Linked DNA regions of Mus musculus: region 1 is linked to region 2. A link is a loop called in an ENCODE intact Hi-C map of the cell type or tissue named here. Cell type or tissue: heart. All regions are shown on one strand.

Evidence for each region. Hi-C counts contacts between places; a loop is a spot of excess contacts. Peaks named below come from ENCODE experiments on the same cell type or tissue, not always from the same donor. Only the 100,000 strongest peaks of a DNase experiment are listed, where the experiment ranks them.
Region 1: it touches region 2 in a loop (4-fold over the local background); 6 of 42 quality-filtered maps call a loop at or near these places.

Annotation. Positions count from the first base shown.
Region 1 is chr13:44,281,726-44,284,225 of GRCm38, reverse strand. No RefSeq gene overlaps it. Among named protein-coding and RNA genes, the nearest start is that of Gm29676, 23 kb to the right of the region's middle. In heart, no CTCF peak of the experiment used is centred here; a DNase peak (open chromatin) is centred at 1,105.
Region 2 is chr13:44,227,454-44,229,953 of GRCm38, reverse strand. No RefSeq gene overlaps it. Among named protein-coding and RNA genes, the nearest start is that of A330076C08Rik, 12 kb to the right of the region's middle. In heart, a CTCF peak has its summit at 1,209; a DNase peak (open chromatin) is centred at 1,213; H3K4me3 peaks cover 903 bases; H3K27ac peaks cover 1,996 bases.

The DNA of each region.
Region 1 (2,500 bases), 54 kb before region 2:
GTGTGTGTACACAGATGCACGTGTCATGGCATTCACATGGAGGGCAAAAGACAACCTCAGATGTCAGTCTTTGCTTTCTTTCTTTGCTTGAAACAAGATTTCTTGTTCACTTTTGGGTACACGAAGCTCATTGGCTCCCGAGCTTTCAGAAGTCCTCCTGTCTCTGTCTCTCATCTCCCCATAGGAGGGCTGGGATGTTCACTACTGTGCCCAGTTCTACATGGGCTCTTGCAATCCAATTGGAGTCTTCACACTTGCATAGCAAGCTACTTGTTCACTGAGCCACAAGTCAGAGATTTCTAACATGTCTGAACAACATAAGATTTGCATTTAGAATCATTCAGAAAGGAGAAACTGTTTTAATCAATGCTGCTTCATGACCTATTGGTATAGCTTCATCATCCTGCCTTATAATCCAATTTTAGTCATGCATTTAACTTGAGCAATACTAGTGTTGAACCCATATCATAATCATAATATCTTCTACCAAATATTACCATGCCCTTTAATCTACTTGTACCATAAAGTAATATTTCTTAATCCACTTTAAAAATTCTTTACTTCTGTAAAGATAAATGACTTTCCCAAATCTTGGGTTTGGCATGCAGTAGAGCTTGAATTCACACCCAAGTCTCTTTTTTATAGTCATTTTGAGTATTATAACTTTACTGTCTGAAATATGTACTTAAAACTTCCTTTCTTCCCTCCCACCATCCCCTCTCTTTCCTTCCCTCCTCCTCCTTCTCTTCTCCCTCTGACGATCCTGCCTCTCTCATTGTTTATGGAGACAGGGTCTCTCACTGTAGTCAGCCTGGCCTCAAACTGTGCAGGCTGGCCTCGAACTCATGGCCCTCTTCCTGCTTAGCCTTTCAAGTCCTCACAATTTCAAACACACTATATCCCTAACTGGGCTTCAGTAGTCACGTTTCAGTGCCAAATTTATTTCCAAAGGAATGCGCCTCTAATTTTATAATGGCACGTATAAATGAGAAATAAGGGGCTTATGGAATTTTGCTTCCCTGCCAACTCTGTGGGAGAGGCGTAAAGAGTTCTAAGTCTAGGATTGGAGCACAGACACAAAAGGCAGCAGCTGCTGTTTCCTGTAGGAGGCATTTGGAGGATCCTGACAGGATCTCACAAACCCCGGGCTTTGCAGCGGGGCAGTTATTGAAGGTAGAAGACAGGACACATCCTACACCCACAGGATGAGTTGACTCCTTTACTCAAGTCCTGTGGGCGACCTAAGTAGTAACGACAACACCATGTGAAACTAGGATGCGGCTCCCATGTGATCTTTTTCCTTTTATATGAAACAAAATAAGAGAATTCCAGGCCAATTTTTCCAGCGCTAAAATAAAGATGCCAGAAATAAATGGCAGCTGTTTAGCCATGTACAGCAACACCGTACAACAGTTCGGGACGGGAGGCAAGGATGAATTATGCTGATAGGCTGTGAAGTGGCGTGTTATTTGTGCCTTTTTCTTCCAGCCATCCTTCTTGCCTTCTCCATTACCCAGTCATTTTTAAATGATTCAACTGGAAAAAAAATGCAAAACGGCTCAATCCATTCATTTTCTTTATGTGCCCTTAAAATAAAACACCAGAGCTGTAATTTGCTAATCATATTTCATCACTTGTGACAATCGCTGCATCCAGCTATGGTTGGGGAAGTTGCTGAGCGTCTGCCTGGCTGTCATTCTAGGAGGAAGGCCCATTTTGGCAACAGAAGAATGTGTGGACAAGAGCCATTCACAGCATCGCTGATTCTATACCAAAAACGTAAGGCCCGGGAGAGGTTTGTTTTATCTTACAGCAGTTCTCCGTTTCTTTATGTCAGTGATGTATATTATTAACCTAGATGCTCAAAACAGTGTTTTTATCCATCCCATTGGATGAAAGCCGCGTGAATTGTATAAAGTGAAAACTTCCTTTTGTGGTGGTTCTAATTTCATCGGAAAATATCTGTATGGGTGTATCTGTTATTGTTCTCTCTGCTGTGAGCAAAAACCTGGTGGGATGCAACTCAGGGGAGGAAAGGTTTATTTTGCAAGGGTCTGAGTGTCGGTCTATCCTGGCAGGGAAGGCCTGGCAGCAGGAGGCTGCCTGCTTGCTTATATCATGGGGGATGGTGACAGAGAGATCAATGCTGGCTCTCAATAGGTTTCTCCCTCTGTGCATTTTTAGTCTGTACAGTACCTGGAATGGTGCCATCAACATCCCAGGTGGGTCTCTGCTCCCCAGCTGACCCTTCCTGAGTATTCTCACAGACACGTGCAGAGATGTCTCTCCTAGGTGACAGATGACGAGTTCAGTCAGGCTGTCTGTAAAAGTTAACCCTCACAGTCAGTGACTTCAGCAGTGGTCCGACTTCAGCAGTGGACTGGCATCGCGGTAAGTAGCCAGTGTGCTTGACACCTGATTAGTCTGTGATGCTGATGCTGCGGTTGACATCTCTAAGAATCCATCCTTTTCCTCGGAAGGCTGTCATACGCACGAACCT
Region 2 (2,500 bases):
CTCAAAGAACACACATGGGGAGAATGCAATACAGCAAACAAGAGAGAGCACCTAGAGAGAAGACATGCCCATGAGGACACTGAGGGGCAGTACAGGTGACCCTGGCAAAGTCAACACTGACAGCACTAGAGAATAGGAGATGGTGCTGGCTGCTCCCATAAACTGCCGGCCCTTGGAGGGTGCTAGTCACAGGCAGGTATGGTTCTGAGGGCTTTAAAGGAAGTAAACCAGCCGATACTTGTGATGAACATGGAGCCCTGGATGCAGAAGTTTAGTTTGTCCCAGCTCTTCTGGCATCAGGACCTTGTGACACTAGACAGGTGACAAAGCCTGTGTGTATTTTAAGGTCCTGAGTAACTCAGGATGTGTGTTAATATCAGCTGATCTAGAGAAAGGACCTCAGACTCTGGAGACCTCAACCTAGATGACAACTCAGCAGGAGCACCAGGCTCACATCCCTCCACCCACACACCCATCCTTCTATGTCTCAGATCCTACGTGAAGCCCTTGCGTTGCCCAACACTCCAGCCTGGCCCTCATTCCCTTCTCTCTCCCTCTGGCTCTCACGTCATTAACAAAACTCCCCAGACCCTTGCAAATCCCCTAAAGCAGGACTGTCCCAGGAGACAAATGGTGGATTTAATAAGCTTCCCCTTAAATGGCCTCAATCCCTTCCAGTTGATTAGGAGGAGAAAACACCGGACTGCAGGACAGTTCCCGGGCAGGAGGTGAGGGAGGGAGAATAAAGAATGTCTCCCAGCTCCCGGGCCTCGGGGACCAAATTAAGAAAGCAGGCACCACTTACTCAAAATCAGATGAATGTCAGCGGAATGTTTGTCAAACAAACTTGTCATTATTTGTCACAATTTGAGGACGTATCCGTCAGTCGTCACACTGGAGCGTGTAACAGCTATTTATAGCTGCCAGCCGAGAGTTTTAACTCATGCAGGGCCAAGGCTCCACAGTATAAACAGATTTATTTATAATGATTGCGCAGCTATAAATAGTTTGGTTTGGGGAGCGTCGAAGAACAGCTCTGGAATGTTCTGCCAGTGCCAGCGGCAGGAAGGCTGACAGCGGGAGATGAACCCTGCTTTTTGTTTTGTTTTCTTCTTCTTCTTTGGAGACTCTTTATGTATGTCCTTGGTCACACCCTTCCTCAATGTCTCTTCTGGAAGGGGAGTGGTGTTCCTCTGCATTCCCAGGAGATGGTAGAAGTTACTCACTTAATTAACATCTGCCCCAAGATCCTCCCTTGAAAGGGAGTCCAGGCCGGGGCTTCGCCTCCTTTGTGCCTATTCGTGGACAATGAACTAATTACAGTCTCTTTTCTCCCGCAGGGTTGGGGGGGGGTGTTATCCTGTTATTCCAGCGAGAAGGCAACTCTCCAAAGGCTTGTTTATAGCTTCAGATTTAATTTGAATGGCTGTGTCCTCTCTTCCAAAATAAGAGGTTATCAGAAATGAACTAGTTTCTCATGTCAGCAGGACCCCAGCTGAGGATTAAAGAGTAGGGGTGGGGGGAGGTGCTGAGGAGAGGGACGGGAACACGCATGTATAAACTGTACATGGAAAACACATAGTTGCATCAGTGTAAAATCCGATCATTATAACATTTGGCACAGGGGCAATAGCGATCCACTAGCCAGCCTGCACCCCTGCCCTCAAGAGCACATACCTATTTATCACATTGAAATGTCTGCTGTCATACCTCTTTCTAATGCCATCTGCCAAAGTCATCCGCTCAGTTTTCATGCGGCTGGCCTCAATCTTATTTTGCATACACACACACACACACACACACATATACATACATAAAGAAAAGGTGTGTCCTGGAAAAAAATTTATTGGATCTTAATTTGCAAGATTAGTTCTGGTTCATTTTATGGCTGTAATTTAATACTCATAATGATTTTCTGACACATATGTTTTAGCAGCAAGCTCTCCCTCCTATTCATCTTTCATTTCGATACAGCTCTAAAGTAGATTAGGCTGGATGGTACGCGTCAGGGAGTGTGGCACCCCGAGAGAAACTGGCATCAAACTGCTGCGGCTGCTCCAAGCTGGCAACAAGGCTCAGCTGGGCACAGGGGATGGGATGGCAGAAGCAAGAAGCCCAACTTCGAGAGCCATCATTATCAGCTATATCATCATCATCATTACCATCACTAGTGTAATTCTTTGAGGACGGCTGTAAGTCAGGCCCTATGTAATCAAAAGCCGCTGAGTACCTCTGCAGGTAGTATAGCTTATGGGTACAAACCGATAGTTTAGTTCTCTGGATGTCAAAGAGGGGGAAGGCTCTGGAAGGTTCTGCCAAAGCCAGTGACAGGGCAGGTAGACATCAGTAGCAGAGAGATGAATCCTGTGAGTCTTTGTCCTTTCCCTGGAGTCCTCAATGCTGCAGGACCCTAGGTGTGGAGGCCCACGTTTGGCGAAGGCAGGTTTCCTTTGACAGTCTCTCTGGGAACCTAAGTTATACATTTGCAAGAATGTACACA